2 separate regions of the Homo sapiens genome follow, and region 2 is linked to region 1. The links are chromatin loops, found by intact Hi-C in ENCODE. Cell type or tissue: heart right ventricle. All regions are shown on one strand. Each heading gives the region's core, and the rest is flanking DNA. Links, peaks and the distances in the headings are about the cores only.

What was found. Peaks named below come from ENCODE experiments on the same cell type or tissue, not always from the same donor. Only the 100,000 strongest peaks of a DNase experiment are listed, where the experiment ranks them.
Region 2: it touches region 1 in a loop (7-fold over the local background); 7 of 110 quality-filtered maps call a loop at or near these places.

What each region holds. Positions count from the first base shown.
Region 1 is chr2:61,654,798-61,663,739 of GRCh38, forward strand. No RefSeq gene overlaps it. Among named protein-coding and RNA genes, the nearest start is that of XPO1, 120 kb to the left of the region's middle. In heart right ventricle, for the core only: a CTCF peak has its summit at 4,284 (motif pointing left); a DNase peak (open chromatin) is centred at 5,814; H3K27ac peaks cover 2,799 bases.
Region 2 is chr2:61,709,202-61,718,143 of GRCh38, forward strand. It overlaps the pseudogene LOC647077. Among named protein-coding and RNA genes, the nearest start is that of FAM161A, 140 kb to the right of the region's middle. In heart right ventricle, for the core only: no CTCF peak of the experiment used is centred there; a DNase peak (open chromatin) is centred at 5,180; H3K27ac peaks cover 1,614 bases.

The DNA.
Region 1 (8,942 bases), core at 1,848-6,847:
GACGTAACATAGATTAACAGAAGAAAAACATAATATTGTACTCTTACATGGCATGGGAGCCCTCATAAAGAAATAAAGACCTAAAGAAACAGTCAGTTACAGGCCAGGCGTGGTGGCTCACACCTGTAATCCCAGCACTTTGGGAGGCCAAGTCAGGTGGATCACTTGAGCCCAGGAGTTTGAGACCATCCTGGGCAACATGCTGAAACCCCCGTCTCTACAAAAAAAAAAAAAAAAAAAAAAGCAAAAATTAGCCAGGTGTGGTGGTGCATGCCTGTAGTCCCAGCTACTAGAGAGGCTGAGGTGGAAGGATTGCTTGTGCCCAGGAGGTCAAGGCTGCAGTGAGCTGTATTTGTGCCACTGCACTCCAGCCTGGGTGACAGAGTGAGAGCCTGTCACAAAAATAAATAATAAAAAAGAAAAAGAAACAGCCAGTTACTTACATACTGAATTCAACAAAGAGTAATAAACTGTGAAAATGTCATAAGACACAGGGGTTTCAGCTAGGGTAGTTAATTGGGTAGAGAAGGAGTTAGGAAGTTAAGAGTTAGCTTAACAAGTTTTGTTTGTGTGGAATTCCTTCAGCCTCAACTTTGTTGTCATTGATGATGAGGCTGTTGTATCTTTCTAGAATAGAGAGGATGTCTTCCACACGGAATTTCATTTTCTGCTTTTAAGATCACAAAGGTCAAGATGACCTTCTTACACCTGTTGTTTTTTAAGTGTCTTTAACTTATATAATCAATATGCCAGAATAGCGTGGTTTTTGTTTGTTTGTTTTGAGATGGAGTCTCGCTCTGTCACCCAGGCTGGAGTGCAGTGGTGCAATCTTGGCTCACTGCAACTTCTACCTCCTGGGTTCAAGAGATTCTCCTGCCTCAGCCTCCTGAGTAGCTGGGATTATGGGCGCCCGCCACCACGCCTGGCTAATTTTTGTATTTTTAGTAGAGATGGGGTTTCACCATGTTGGCCAGGCTGGCCTCAAACTCCTGACCTCAAGTGATTCACCTGCCTTAGCCTCCCAAAGTGCTGGAATTACAGGCCTGAGCCATTGTGCCAGGCCTAGAATAGCGTGGTTTTTTTTTGTTTTCTTTTTTTTTGAGATGGAGTTTTGCTCTTGTTGCCCAGGCTGGAGTGCAATGGTGCAGTCTCGGCTCACTGCAACCTCTGCCTCCCAGGTTCAAGCAATTCTCCTGCCTCAGCCTCCCAAGTAGCTGAGATTACAGGCATGCACCACCACACCTGGCTAATTTTTTGTGTTTAGTAGAGACAAGGTTTCACCATGTTGGTCAGTCTGGTCTCGAACTCCTGACCTCAAGTGATCCACCCACCTCGGCCTCCCAAAGTGCTGGGATTACTAGCGTGCAGCACCGCACTGAATAGCGTATTTTAACCACTTCAGTTGGAATATATAAAGTGTAACTTAAGACTTGCTTATACACTTTATATATGTCGTGGTTCTTGTGACATCTATTATTGGCCTGTGCAAAGGGCTTTTTTTTTCTTTTGTAACTATGGATAAATTACCTAACTCTGTGTGGGAAATAATAGTACCTATATTAAGGGTTGTTGTAAGGATTAAAAGTGGGAAAGATTAAGTTGAGGTAGATTTAGTATAATTCAGTTATGTATTTTTTCCATTTATTAGTTTTTAAAGTTATAAAAACAAGTTAACAAATCAATATACTGTTCTTTATTATCTAATTTACAGTAATGCAATGTCATGAGTAGCCAAATTATAAACTATTTATAGAGCAAGGAATATAGTACAAATAATGACATTCCTTTGGTAAAATGTATCTATATGCAAGTATCAAACTCTGAGGAAATCAGACATAGAACCATTACTTTAATTTAATTTAATTTTATCTTGAGATAAGACCTTGCTCTGTCACCCAGGTTGGAGTGCAGTGGTGTGATCATAGCTCACTGCAGCCTCAATTTCCTGGCCTCCAGTGATCCTCCTGCCTCAGCTTCCCAAGTAGCTGGGTCTACAGGTGAGTGCCACCATGCTCAACTAATTTCTAAATGTTTTTTGTAGAGACATGCATGATATCACTATGTTGTCCTCAGCTCAAACAATCCTCCTGCCTTGTCTCCCCAAAGTGGTAGGATTATAGGCATGAGCCACCTCGCCCAGCCAGTTTCATTAGATATCATGAGAAAACTTTTCTTACGGATTTAATGAAAACATATAAATAAGCTGCAAAAATGAATTGATCTGGCAAGTAACATAGAATTGTGTTTTCGTTAGTGGGAAATAGACAATATTAAATAAAATGAGATAATAAAGATAAGAATTGACAAATATTGGAATGTTTTAAAATTTTATTTTGTTCTGCAAATGGAGTATGAATAGTTTATCATATGATTTGATACAAATATTTTATAACTACCTTGTTGAAAAACACACACCACATTTGAAAGAAATCATGTAAAAGTTTTATTGGTTTCTTTTAGCTAGTGTGTCATGAAAAGTTTGGTGATCCTAAAAACATATTTTAGTTACATTTAAGATAATCAGCTGGTTGTGGTGGCTCACGCCTGTAATCACAGCACTTTGGGAGACCAAGGTGGGAGGATGGCTTGACCCCAGAAGTTCGAGATCAGCTTGGACAACTGGTGAAACCTCATCTCTACAAAAAATAGAAAAATTAGCCTGGCATGGTGGGGCGTGCCTGTAGTCTCACCAACTAGGGAGGCTGAAGTGGGAGAATTGCTTGAGCTGGGAGGTCAATGCTGCAGTGAGCTTTGATCATGCCACTCCACTCCAGCCTGGGTCACAGTGAGATCCTGTTTCAAAAATAAGTAAGTAGGCCAGGTGTGGTGGCTCACACCAGTAATCCCGGCACTTTGGGAGGCCAAGGTGTGTAGATCACCTGAGGCCAGGAGTTCCAGACCAGCCTGGCCAACATGGTGAAACCTCATCTTTAAAAATAAATAAATAAAAGTAAATAAATAAATTAAAATAATTAACTGCTTTGGCCATTCCAACATATTTCATTCCTGCTAATGATGTGAGTTTGAGATGAGTATTGAGAATAGCTGAAAATTACTATGTATATACAGTGTTTTTGTGTTTTTTTTTTTTTTTTGAAACAGAGTCTTGCTCTGTTGCCAGGCTGGAGTGCAGTGGCACAATCTCAGCTCACTGCAACCTCCGCCTCCCGGATTCAAGCGATTCTCCTGCCTCAGCCTCCCGAGTAGCTGGGATTACAAGTGCCCGCCACCACGCCCAGCTAATTTTTGTATTTTTAGTAGAGGCAGGGTTTCACTATGTTGGCCAGGATGGTCTCAATCTCTTGACGTCATGATCTGCCTGCCTTGCTCTCCCAAAATGCTGGGATTACAGGTGTGAGCCACTGCACCTGGCTGAAAATTTACTATATTTATATATGTAAAAGAGCTATTTTTTAGCATTTTTTAAACAGATGCTCTCTTTGCTTTGCTTTCTTAAGATCAAGGCATTTGCCAATAATTCTTAGAGGATGGAAAAGGTCTTACTCCCACCACCCCACTTACCATATATTTTATTCATGAAGACCATAACAACAAGAGCCAAAATACCCCATTCCTAAAGCCAAGTTTCACTCTTTTTTTTTTTTTTTTTTTTTTTTTAGATGGAGTCTCGTTGTGTAGCCCAGGCTGGAGTGCAGTGGCGCTATCTCAGCTCACTGCAAGCTCCGCCTCCCGGGTTCACGCCATTCTCCTGCCTCAGCCTCCCGAGTAGCTGGGACTACAGGCGCCCGCCACCACGCCCGGCTAATTTTTTATATTTTTAGTAGAGACGGGGTTTCACCGTGTTAGCCAGGATGGTCTCGATCTCCTGACCTCGTGATCCGCCCACCTCGGCCTCCCACAGTGCTGGGATTAGAGGCGTGAGCCACCGCGCCCGGCCTTCACTCTTAACAGAAGTATGTGAAAGATAGAAAAAGACTGGTTCCTTTTTGATTGTTGAAGATTTCACCTTCGTCTGATGTCTTGGTGGGTATTTATCTGATGGTGCCATAAAATAAGATTTCAGGTGAAGAACGGGTATGCTTTCGTTTTTGAAAAGTTGGAGAAGAGCTATTGTGAACATGGGTGCTTTCCCAAGCAGGCTGATTTTAGGAAAGAGAATACATTGAAGTTGAGGATCAGATTTCCACAAAGCTATCTATAATTGAGCACCTCTTGGAAAGCATTTTGTACTCCCAACAGCATGGGAATCCCCAGTTTGAAGACCACTGGGGTAGACTCAAAAATGGCTAACCATGCCTTAAGAAAATATTGCCATCTAGTGGCAACTACTCAAGACATAGGCATAAAGACCTAAATGGTCCCTTGACCCTTTGAAGGACACCTCTGTGTGATTCAGCCACAAGGAGCAAAATATCTCATATTTATATTGTACGTTTACTTAACATTACTCTTTCTATATATATTGTGTTATCTAATATTCCAAGCAAGCCCTTAAGATGCACATGCTCTTTCCTGTTATAGATGAGGCATTTGAGGAACACAGAGAGTAATTTATCCAAGATCATATTTCCATTTATTTATTCCAGATCCATTTATCAGGCACTATTACATGACTGGCATTATTCTAGGCTTGAAGAAGGGGCATGGGTTATGGGTGAACTGAAAGATGACTAAGACACATGTCCTTATGTCATTCACAATCTAATGGGGACACAAAACTATGAATGGGGCAATCAGGACTTGTATCTTGGACTGCTAATGTGTATCAGTGTCCTCACTGTACCATGGTACAGTAAACATAAATGTCAGACTGGTGCTCGAGTGATCCTGGGAGTCCTTGCAGTCACATGAAGCCAGTATCAGAGGAGTGTGGTGTCCAAGCAAAATGAGTCACTGAATTAAAATGTCATTTGAACAGAGTGCCTGCCCTTCCCTCCCCTTCTAATCTGTTGCTTGTAATTTGCTGTTGGCTTGGAAACCCAATAAGGAAATTTATTAAAAGAGTATTTAAGATGAAAGAAAATTATCTGAATGAAAATCCCAGAAGCTCCCCGATGAGTGTTGTATATGAGCTTTGGAGCATAAACTTGACTTCTGCTTTGGCCATTCTTGGGACTTTCTTAAGATGGCCTGTCTCTGAGCTGAGGCCAGGTAGCTGAGTTAGGCAGTGAGCTGTGAGTGGGCAGTGTTATGTTCGAATCGATAATCGTGCTGTAACGGGCACAACATGTTAGGAAAGACCCACATTCTCAAGACATGTTGGCCTCCCCAGCCTCACCTTCAGGATCTTTCCCAACTCTGTGCACTGCAGAAATTGATGTTCTTTCTGTTTTTTGAACATTCCAAGTTCTTGCCTAACTCAGGCCTTTGTAATATTTCTCCTTCTCCTTTACTCTTCACATGCCTGGCTCTTTATCTTTCAGGATTCAGCTTAAATGTCACCTTTTTAGAAAGCCCCTCATCGACTGCTCTACCACATTAATACAGGGTCCTGCACCTAATCTATATGCTCTGCCAATACCTTGTTGTATCCTAAAAATGTCCTATTGACATTTTTCTATGCTAACTGAAACTGAAGCACTTAACCCCTTCTAACTAATACTATTTTGTCTACATCTTTATTGGTCTATCTCCCTCCACCAGAAAGTAAGCCTTGTGAGGACAGGGGTTGTGTCTATTTGGCTCATTTCTGTATCCCTACCACCTAGAAGAGACTTGGCATGTGGTAGGCCCTCAGTAAATATCAGTGAATGAATTGAATGAACACTCTTTCCCTCTTTGTCTCAGTGGCCATTCTCAGTAAATGCAGCCAGACGGCCAGACTGGCCTGGTTTTCTTAAATAGATTCTGACAGTTTTACTTGGCAGCTCATGAAGCAGGACTGCTGTGTGCCTTTGTTCCAGGAAATGGACTTCAAGTCACCTTCCCAGGGCCCAAGCTTCTTTGGGACAGGAAATCAGGCATTGATTAGGTACATAAAGTTGGGGCTTCCTAAGTCTACACCGCCATATCTTTGGTTAACTCTGGGTAAGAGGTCATAGTTCTGTTAGCTCTCCTCCATTCCTAACCACAACTGCACCTCTGTAAGGAGCCGGTTCTCTGGCCTTTGTGCCACAGATCACTGCAGCAGGGTGGCCCTGGGGCGAGTGGAGCTTCCCTCACTCATCCTTCCCTGCTTCTGGATAAACAATGCCAAGTTCATCATGCCCTGCTGGTATTAAGTCAAGAGTGGATGTCTTGTGAAAAGAACCATATGTCTCCTGTGAAGGGCTGAAAATGGACTGTTGAGAACCAATTTCCAGTGAGAGCCATGGGACCTAGGAAGAACCAAGGTCACTGAGCTCAGGGACTTTGGGAGACATCCATGAAGGTCCAGTTCATATGCAGTACTACTCTAAACATAGCAATGAAGAATCCCTGCCCTCTTAGAGGGAGGGGTGGGGCTGAATACTTCCCTTGCTAAGGAGCTATCAGTCAGCATCCTATCCCTGCCTCCAGAGCAGCCAGTCTTGCTGGGATTATGGCCTGCAGCCTCCAGTCTCCACTGCTTCACTTTCTGTTCACTTCTTCTAAACTCACTACCTTTCCAAATTCAATGCATACTCTCTCTTCCTCACTTACTGCAATCCACTTTTGAGTTCGTTGGATGGGGTAAGTACTTCCCACCCCAGGTCTTTGCACACTTTGGATGGAATAAATATTTCCCGTGTTTTTGCACACACTGTTCTGCCTCTACCTCCATAAAAAGGCACTTCTCCTCAATTAACATTGTTCTACCACCTTGTGGCTTCTGTTTTCACCTGTTAAGCAACCCAAACTGCATTTGCCAATGAATCAAAGGTGTATCTGTTTCTAAATGTGTGGATGCGTGTAGGGAGAACTGATGTTTTGTGAATGTTATCCTATCCAAGAGCATGGGAGACCTTCCCATTTGTTCCAAGTTTTTGCTGTGTTCCTGAGGAAAATTTTAAAGTTTTCATCATATAGACCTTGTACAATTCTTGGCAAGTCTATTCCTAGGAATTTTTAAATTTTTATTTTTGAGACAGGGTCTCACTGTGTTGCCCAAGCTGGAGCAGTGGCATGATCATGGCTCACTGCAGCCTCAACCTCCTGGACTCAAGCGATCCTCCCACCTCAGCCTCCTGAGTAGCTGGGACTATAGGGATGCACCACCACGACCCGCTAATTTTTGTATTTTTTTTTGTAGAGACGGGGTTTCACTATGTTGCCCAGGCTGGTCTTGAACTCTGGGCTCAAGTGATCTGCCCACCTCAACCTTACAAAATGCTGGGATTATAGTCATGAGCCACCATGCCTGGTCTGGGAATTTACGTTTTTTGTTGCTATTAAAAATAGTGTCTTTCCCCCACTATATCTAATTGATTGCTATTTGCATACATAAAAGATAATTGGTTTATAGACATTAATAGAATATTTGTTTTGTTTATAGTGGATTTTATATTTGATTCTGTTGGGTTTTCTAGATATATAATAATAGAATCTATGTAAATAGCGATACTTTATAACTTTTTTCCAGTTTTGATACCATGAGTTCTCTTCTCTTGTCTAACTGCATTGACTAACACATCTAGAAAGATGTTAAATAACATGGTGATAGTGGGCATCCTGTCTTGTTCCTAAGTTTAGTGAGAATGCTTCCCTTGCTTCCCCCTTAGGCATAAAGCTGAGTTTTTGGTTGTGCATTAATATGTTGAGTCTGTCCATATCTATCTTCACTGCTGTCATCTTAGTTCAAGACACCATGATCTTTCACCTGGACTACTGTAATAGCTCCCTAGTTTTCATTTTCTTTTCTTTTCTTTTCTTTTTTTTTTTTTTTGAGACGGAGTCTCGCTCTGTTGCCCAGGCTGCAGGGCAGTGGTGTGATCTCAGCTCACTGCAACCTCCGCCTCCCGGGTTCAAGCAGTTCTCCTGCTTCAGCCTCCCGAGTGGCTGGGATTACAGGCAAGTGCCACCACACCCAGCTAATTTTTGTAGTTTTAGTAGAGATGGGGTTTCACCATGTTGGCCAGGATGGGCTCGATCTCTTGACTTCATGATCCGCCCACCTTGGCCTCCCAAACATCTGGGATTACAGGCGTTTGCCACTGTGCCTGGCCTCATTTTCATTCTTGTTCTTTCCAGTTTATTCTCCACATAACAGCTGGAGTTTTCATAAAAATGAAAATGTGATCATGTTGTTTCTCTCTTACAACTTTCCAGTGGCTTCTCATTTCTTGTCGGAGAAAGTCTAAAATCCTTAATGCGATCCACAGGCCCTGCATGATTTGACCTCCACGTGCATTTCCAGCTTCATTGTGTACCCTCTCTTGCTCACTTCCCACAGTCCAGCTCACAAAGGCCTTTCAGTTCCTTGAGCGTGATAAGTTTCTCCCACCTCCAGACTTGGCACGCGCAAAAGTTCTTTCTCTATCTCTCTGCTTAGCTAACCTCATCCTACTTAACCTTTGCATTTCAGCTTCTTACTCACTTCCTCAGGAAGACCTTCCCTAACACCTCAGACAAGGTGTTATATATTCTCATTGCACCTTCTTCTTTTCTTTTATAGTCCTTTTCACCACGGCATGCTTAAATATAACCATTTATACCATTTTTTAAAATTGCCTGTCCTGCTGGATTGTGAATTGGTCTAGTACCTGGTACATAGTCAATTCTCAAGAACTATTCATTAAATACATTAATATAAAGTATTATAATATATTGAGGACAGAAGAACTGCATTCCTGGGGTGTTTTTTGTTTGTTTTATTTATTTATTTTTTTTAAAAGGAGTCTTGCTCTGTGGCCCAGGCTGGAGTGCAGTGGCGTGAGCTTGGCTTACTGCAAGCTCCGCCTTCTGGGTTCAAGCGATTCTCTTGCTTCAGCCTCCTGAGTAGCTGGGATTACGGGCACGTGCCACCATGCCCGGCTAATTTTTGAATTTTTATTAGAGATGGGGTTTCTCCATGTTGGCCAGGC
Region 2 (8,942 bases), core at 2,341-7,340, 55 kb after region 1:
TTTCCTAATAAACTTGCCTTCACTTAAAAAAAAAAAAAAAAGAAGCCTGTTGTCCAAGTCAGAAACAATGAAAGCCTGAGCTAAAGCCACGAGCAGGAGAGAAGGGAATAGAAAGAGATAAATTGAAGAAGCAAATCTATGAAATTGTACAGCTGATTGGATCCAGGATACAAAGGAGTTCCGTAGGTCCCAGAAGACTCCTAGATGTGTGCTGGAAATTGTAGTGCTGCTGTGGAGATGTCACACACTGGGCTCTACCTCGTCCTCTTATGCCTCTTCGGGGATCTCATGCCAACAACTGTTTTGTCATCTATCTTCAATTATTTACTGCCATTGATTCCTTCCCATGAGGCCTATTTAAGAATCTCCACATTTTAGAACAAAATAAACCAAACCAAACCATACCAAAACAAACCTTCCCTCTTGAGAGGAAGAATAGACTACTAATGTCCTTATCGTAGAAGTAGGGAGTCAAGAGACACTATCCATGATTAATAGAACGAAGAAGGGAGCTTAAGTAGGTTGCAAAGAGGGCCAGTGGAGAGATTGAGAATGGTGATGCAACCACTTTGGAGGAGAGGGGAACGAGAGGAGTGTAAGTGAACTAAATTCTCATCCAGCATATCAGGAAGTTAATAGAGAATGTCTAAGGCGGATAAATCAAGAAATAGTTAGGCCAGGAGGTGAATTAGTGATCTGGAGGTTACTACAACACAGAAGCAGTTCAAAGTGCTTGCCTCTTCAGGGTGGCTCGGGACTGTTGCTTTTTTGAACCATTTGCGTGTATTTCTTTGATGAAATTTTTAAAGCGTTTTTTCCCTGTTTTTTAACATGTCAAAAAGAGCCTTTATTACTTTAGTAGTAGCCTCTTATGCTTCCTTGCCAGACACTTTTGGAGAAGGTGCTCCCTGGGCCAACACTTTTTGACCCTTCTGAGCTTTCTGAAGAAGTGCTGCCTTCTGGCCTGTGGCTTTCTGGGCAGGAATCTTCCGGGCTGGAGCCTTCTTGCCCGCAGTGATCATCTTTTTTGCTGGGACTTTAGCAGCAGGTGCTTTTCTGGTAGAAGCTTTCAGGAGAGCTGCCTTTCGAAGCTTCCTAAACTCATTTTTTGTTTGTTTGTTTTTTGAGACAGAGTCTCGCTCTTGTCGCCCAGGCTGAAGTGCAATGGCACAATCTCGGCTCACTGCAACCTCTGCCTCCTGGGTTCAAGTGATTCTCCTGCCTCAGTCTCCCAAGTAGCTGGGATTACAGGCACGCGCCACCACGCCCAGCAAATTTTTGTATTTTTAGTAGAGACAGGGTTTCACCATGTTGGCCAGGTTGGTCTCAAACTCCTGACCTCAGGTGATCTGCCTGCCTTGGACTCCCAAAGTGCTGGGATTACAGGCGTGAGCCTCTAACTTCATTCTTAATTATTCTTTTCCTCATTTTCTTTGCCTTCATGGCTTTAAAACAATCAAAATCTGTCATCTTGGCTTTCCTCTCTTTGGCTTCAATCTTCTTGGCTTAGTGTGGCTGCCCATTTTGCATTGAGGTCTACCTGCTGCCAGGCTTGTTGGACATACCTTTGGTGGGTGCTATGTGGGAACTTGAGGATGAAGTCAGTGAGCTGCATGCATTTGAAAGACACGGCCTGTCCCATTACCTGAGTGCAAAGTCCATCAGCCAGAGCCCTGTTTTCATCAGTAACATCTACAACTGCGACCAGCTTTCCAGCATAAGGTCCAAAGGAGACATAGGCCACCTGGCAAACCTCCAGGAAGTGCTTGAACATCATGTCGGCAGCGTTTGGCAAGAAGGAAGTTCTTTCTTTTTTTGGTATAATGGGGAGAGAAGCCTTTAAAAAGCCTCCCTAAATTCACATCTCCTTATGGCTACCATTTTTTTCTCTTCTTCCTTGAAATATATTCTTTTTTGTTGTTGTTTGTTTGTTTGTTTGTTTGTTTTTGAGATGGAGTCTTGTTCTGTTGCCCAGGCTGGATTGCAGTGGCTCGATCTTGGCTTGCTGCAAACTCCGCCTCCCGGGTTCACACCATTCTCCTGCCTCAGCCTTCCAAATAGCTGGGACTACAGGCGCCCGCCACCACACCCCGCTAATTTTTTGTATTTTTAGTAGAGACAGGGTTTCACCGTGTTAGCCAGGATAAATATATTCTTTAATATAATAATAATAGTAGTAGCTAACACTGACTGAGGTATTGTTATATGCCAGGCATTGGCACATAACATTCATTCATCATCTTATTTAATCTTTGAAGTGAGCTTATTGCAACTAGACATCTTTAATGAATTGTCTATTCTTACTGTCCTCATTTGCTCACCATCCAATCTCTTCTCAACCCACCACAAACTGGCTTTTGCCATCTAAACTCCACTTAGACTCTCCCAACAAGGGCACCAATGACCTCCCTATTGTTGAAACTGGTTACACTTGCCATGGCTTTGGTTACACTTGCGTTTTTTTTGTTTGTTTGTTTGTTTGTTTTTTTAAATCTACCTCCTGGCTTCTTCACAGTTCTCCTCTAAGGTCTTTCTTCTGCTGCCCACCTCCTAAATGTTGGTGTTCCTCAGATTTCCTGCTCTAGCCTGCATTTCCTCTCATTTTATGTCTCTTAGGATCATTTATATATTCCCCTTGCTCAAGTTATCACGGATGACACTCAGACCTCTGTGTCTATCCCAAACAGTTTTCTCCTGACTGCGAACCCACATACCACTGTCCACCTGACATCCTGATCTGGGTGTCCCACTGGTGCCTCAACTCAACAGGTCCCCAGTGAAATGCATCCTCATCCCCTGACACCTGCCCTTTCTCCTGTGTCCCTTTCTCAGTGACTCCACTACCATCCACACAATTGTCCAGCCTGCAAGTGCTTAGCTGCCCTGCATATCTAGTCAACCAACAAGTCCTGTGCCATCACCAACCCGCATAACTCTCTAGTCCTCTTCATTGAGGGGGCCTCTCCCTTCTTTTGCACCATCATCATCCTCTCTCCTCTGAACTAAGCCAGTGACTTGTTCAGTGTCTCCCCAACGCCAAGGAGCCCCTCCAGTCTGTTCTCCACACTGCAGCCAGAGTGATTATTTCTCATATGCAAATCTGCACCTGCCCCTCCTCTGCTTAAGAGCATTGAATGGTTTCTTGCACCTTCAACCTAGATTCTAGCTGGCCTCTGCTTACCTCTTTCTCAGGCTCCTTCGGCACTGGCTCCTGCCATGCTGAAACCACTTGCAGCGTCCCAACTCTCTCTCCCCAGCTTTCAGGCATTTACACTCACTGCTCACCACTTCCTCCTACCCTGTATCTTCCTGTATAATTCCTACTGGTCCTTCTTGATTCAGTATAGATGTCACTTCTCTGGAGGAGTTTTTCCTGACCCAAGACCCTATCCCAGCACTTCCACACTACTGTATTTATCCATATCTTCTCTGTCTGTCACTGAACTGCGAACCTTTCAAAGACAGACAGTATGTAATCCATCCTGGCAGAGAGCTTCAATCTGTTGAATGAATCATGGGAGGCAGACATGTGGATTGGGAAGAGCACGGAGTCTGAATTCAGATAGACCTGGATTTGGGTTTCTTTTTTATTTATGTATTTATTTTTTGAGATGGAGTCTCACTCTGTTGCCCAGGCTGGAGTGCAGTGGCATGATCTTGGCTCACTGCAACCTCCGCCTCCTGGGTTCAAGTGATTCTCCGGCCTCAGCCTCCTGAGTAGCTGGGATTACAGGCCTGCACCACCATGCCCAGCTAATTTATTTTATTTTTAGTAGAGATGGGGTTTCACCATGTTCGCCAGGCTGGTCTCGAACTCCTGACCTCAAGTGATCCACCCACCTTGGCCTCCCAAAGTGCTGGGATTACAGCTGTGAGCCACTACCCTTGGCCCTGGATTTGGGTTTCTTCCTCTTCTGAGCCTTGTCTTTTCCAGGTATAAACTGGAGACTGTTATTCCTTCCCCTCAGAGTCATTGTGAAGGTTAAATGAAGTTCTTGGCACAGGAAGGGCACATGGGCGCTTGTAGCTACTTGTGTATTCTCTTCCCCAACTCACAGCAAGTGAGAACCTGAATGGTTTGAAGGGAATAAGGATGAATTCAGAGGTGGGTCATGCAGGCGGTGAGACCAGTTGGGAGCTGTGAATTGAACCTGATGTGGGAGCTGGAGGTGCAGGTTTGTAAGCTAACAGTTTAGGGGCTCTGAGCTGAGGCCTTGGAGTAAATGAGATTGCCCAAGTGAGACTGTGGCTTGGGGAAGGCTCAGGCCTAGGGAGCAGTAAAAAGATCGGCCTTCGAAAAGGCAGGAGGAGGAAGGGTCTGTAGGGTGGCAGAGGCAGCCAGGATGAGGAGGGGAAGAAATAACAGCTCACACACTGCCAAGAGGTGGAGCAGAAAGTACCCGTGGGTTTGGAGTGAATGAGGTCATTGATGTCCTTAGAAAGAGGGTGTTGCTGATAGTTTTGTATGCTTAATCATTTGTTCTAGGTCACAAAAAAAAGAGGGGGACCGTGTGGGACTGAGAGTTCCAGAGCAAAAGCCACCTGAACTGATAAGCAGGGAAGGAAGAGCTGAAGAGAGCAGCAGCACAAATGCCCTGTAAATTAACAACCACACGGCTCACAGGGGCACCCCGGCACCCACACACCAGGCCCTCCCCTGTCCCTCCCCATCCCCACTGACTCCCGATCCCTCCAAAGGATACCAAGGAATAACCTGGCCTGGGTGGCAGGAGGATGCTGGGGAGGGATCTACAAAACATATACAAAAGAGTTTGGGGTTTTTGTCTGATAATAACTACCTTTCATTATTTTCTGTGTGAGGCATTGTGCTAATGCCTTGTACTCATTACCTCATGCACTCCTCACAACATTCCTTTAAAATACTGTCTTCTGTTTACTAATGAGAAACCCAAGTCTCAGAAAAGTTAATTAGCCTGTTGGAAGTCAAATAACTGGTACATGATGAGCTGAGATGAACCTGGGATCTCTGTGACTTCAGAGCCCTGCTCTTAACTACTTTGCTGGGGAGGTCGTTGGGGAGTGGGTGGAAGAAGGGGTTCAGAAGCCTTAGTCTGGGAGTCCAGGCAGAGGCATGGGAAGGCCTCTGGGAAGTTGAGGAACCTATTTGTTTACGTAACTCACTTCCGACCTTGCAGGGCCAAGGCTGGAACCATCTAGTGTGGCACAGTCCCAGAGCACTTTTTGTGCCGATGGAATGTTCTCTGTGCTGTCTGACGTGGTGCCACTAGCTACTGGGGCCACTGAGAACTTGAAATGTGTCTGCTGTGACCAAGGAATGGAATTTTTAATTGTGTGCATTATAATTAGTTTAAATTTAAATTTGAAAACTGATACTGGATTCAGTTATTGGAAAATTTTAAGTATATTTTGAACAACTTGCTGTATAAAACTAATTTTTCAATTTTCAATTTTATGAAGTCTAAATACAGATAAAGTATTTCTTTTCTTTTTTTTTGAGACAGTCTCACCATGTCACCCAGGCTGGAGTGCAGTAGCATGATCTTGGCTCACTGCAAACTCTGCCTCCCAGGTTCAAGTGATTCTCCTGCCTCAGCCTCTCAAGTAGCTGGGATTATAGGCCCGCCACCTCACCTGGCTAATTTTTGTATTTTTAGTAGAGATGGGGTTTCACCCTGTTGGCCAGGCTGGTCTTGAACTCCTGACCTCAAGTGATCCGCCCGCCTCAGCCTTCCAAAGTGCTGAGATTACGGGCGTGAGCCACTGCACCCAGCCAGATCAAGTATTTCTGATGAGAATTTAGCATCTGAATTGAGATTTGCCATAAGTGTAAAATAACTAGTGTTCAAAGACTTAGATGAAAAAAAAACATCAAATAGCTCACTAATAATTTTTAATTGACCACCTGTTGAAATAATATTTTTGATATACTGCATTAAGTAAACATATTATTAAAATTAGTTTCCCTTGTTTTTAGAAAAAAATGTTCAAATATGGCTATCAGAAACAATTTAATGAAATACGTGGCTCACATTATATTCTTTTGGATGGTCTTGATCTGAAGGCCGAGTTCTGGTATTAACAGAAGTTCCACTTAGTGGTGGGGTTGGAGAGGCCTTTCCCCACCTTTTACTACTCCTTTTTTTTTTTTTTTTTTTTTTGAGACATTGTCTGTTTTTTACTCCACTTCTGTCACCCAGGCTAGAGTAAAGTGGTGTAATCTTGGCTCACTGCAACCTCCACCTCTGGGGCTCTAGCAGTCCTCTCACCTCAGCCTCCCCAGTAACTGGGACCACAGGCGTGACCCACCATGCCTGGCCAATTTTTGTAGTTTTTGTAGAGATGGAGTTTCACCATGTTTCTCAGGCGGGTCTTGAACTCCTGGCCTCGAACTCCTGGCCTCAAGTGATCCTCCCACCTTGGCCTCCCAAAATGCTGGGATTACAGGTATAAGCCACCCTGACTGGCCTCAGAGATTAATTTTAAAAGAGAGCAGAGGTCATGTGGATGCTTCACATAAAGGAGTGACTCACTGACATTGGATTCCAGGCCTCTGGGAGGGAAGGATTTGGCCTTCCAGGAATCTGTATTGAGAGCTATCTATTGGTAGGTACCCCTGATACCCTTACTTCTTAGATATCTAGGATTGTCCCAATGTATATGTTCTGACCATGTAAGTACTCATGCTTGTCCAATCTTGAATCCCATTTTAAGCTTCCAAAATGCGCATATGTAGGGAATGATCAGTTCTGCTTCTGTATTATGCTGCTCTCCTTATTCCTGAAAATGGTCCTTCAACCCTCAGCAGAGGTTGCAGGATGCCTGCAGCTGCAAACCTGTCTTGCTCATGCTGCAAAACAGAGATGTCATCACCGGGTGAGAAACTAAAACACTGAAGATGGCACTTTCCAAAGTTTCTGCTTTCTGAAGCCCACATTATAAGGTCATGTGCTAAAATACCTTATGTAGTAGCCTTGATTCTAGAGCAAATTAGCCTCAGTCTCTTTATATGTAAATTGGGAGAAATAACAGAGAGAGAAGAGACTCATATTGTTGCTTGGAGGACTAAATGAATTCATATATGTAAAGTGCTTAGCCCATTATTTAGAACATAATAAACCATCAACTCACTCTATATTAACTATCAATATAAAATAGGTGTAGGATACTTCTAAATGTGTGTCAGAACTTATTTGGTCACACGTGATAGACAGCTGATTCCAATTAAAATGTTTATTGGAAACATACCGGACTTCTTACCCAATATTAGAAAAGATTAGAAAAATCAAACCCAGGAGAGCTGGGTACAGCTGGACCTTAGAGCTCTGATACTGCAGGCACTTTTTTTTTTTGAGACAGAGTTTTGCTCTTGTTGCCCAGGCTGGAGTGCAATGGTGCCACCTGGGCTTATCGCAACCTCCACCCCTCAGGTTCAAGTGATTCTCCTGCCTCAGCCTCCCAAGTAGCTGAGATTACAGGCGCCCGCCACCATGCCCAGCTAATTTTGTATTTTTAGTAGAGACAGGGTTTCTCCATGTTGGTCAGGCTGGTCTCGAACTCCCAACCTTAGGTGATCCGCCTGCCTTGGCCTCCCAAAATACTGGGATTACAGGCGTGAACCACCATGCCCAGCCACTACAGGCACTTTCTGTCTCCTCTCTGTGCATCTGTGTGTGTTGGTTTCTTTCTCATTCACTGCAGATGGGAGTCCTCATATGGCCAGAAACCAACAACTACCAAGGCTATCTCTTGCAACTTCCTGCACTAGAGAGATGTTCTTCTCGACTATAGTTTAAACAACAACAACAACAACAACAACAACAACAGCCAGGGGAAGGACTATGAGTGGCCCAGCCTGGGCATTCATCCTTATACAAGTTCAACTTTGACCATGGGAATCAGGACATATAAGAGCATGATTGCTCCTGTTGGAATCCCGTGGTTGCGGTTGGGGATTTGGGTAACAAGTTCCCAAACATAAGGGAGGGTGCTGAGTGGCCGCTTGCCGTACTCAGTCATTGGCTGGGACTGCAGGAGTGGGGAAAAGCATGGCCTCAGCTCAAATACTGCAGCGGGTCCCAAAGGTGCTGCAACTGGAGGCTGTCAGCTGACCACTCTCCTTGCAGCTGATCATTCAGTTCTTTCTTGAAGGGAAATGCAAACAGTGCACCTATCTGTGGTTGCCATGAGCCACCCCTTGTGCCCATTCATGAGAGCTCTGCCTTCATGATCTAACCACCTCCCAAAGACCATACCCCCTAACACCATCACCCTGGGGGTTGGGGTTTCAACATAGGAATTTAGGAGAACACAAACATTCAGCCTATAGCACCTGGATCCCCTGGTCAGATGCTATATTGTATGAGATTCCATGCCTGTGGATCAAGCACTCTATAAACCCCTGGATAGTGGTAATGGCTGCAGCTCTGAGGACAGAGACAGCAAATCCATACTCGAATCAGTGTCTGTTTATCTGAGAATGACACTCTGCCTCTCCAGGACAGAAGGGGCCCAATTAGTCAACGTATTGCTAGTGAGTCTCCTCCAGGAATGGAGCTGCGTCAGGGCTGAACGTTGCTCTCTGTTGCTGCGAGGTTGGATATTCAAAGGCAGCAATGGCAAGGTCAGATTTGGTCAGTGAAGTCCATGCTTTTGGGTCCACACGTAGCCTCTGTCTCTGCCACTGCGGCCACCCCCTTCACCTGCCCATTGTCCCCATTCCAATGACAAAGCTTGTATTTGTACATTGAGCTGACCCACCAGTACACGAAGCATAGGAGTTTCTTCCTCCGTCAGTTGGTCATGATGTTCCCCAGGGCCACGGGTGTGAGCTGAGGTAGGGACACTAGTGCCCTTATCAGGCCCAAATGTCCCCAGTAAAGTTATGCTGGGATTACCCCGAATTATCGAGCTGGCAGCCAGGAGAGAAAGTGGGCACAGCTTCTCAGAGGGACACCAGTTGC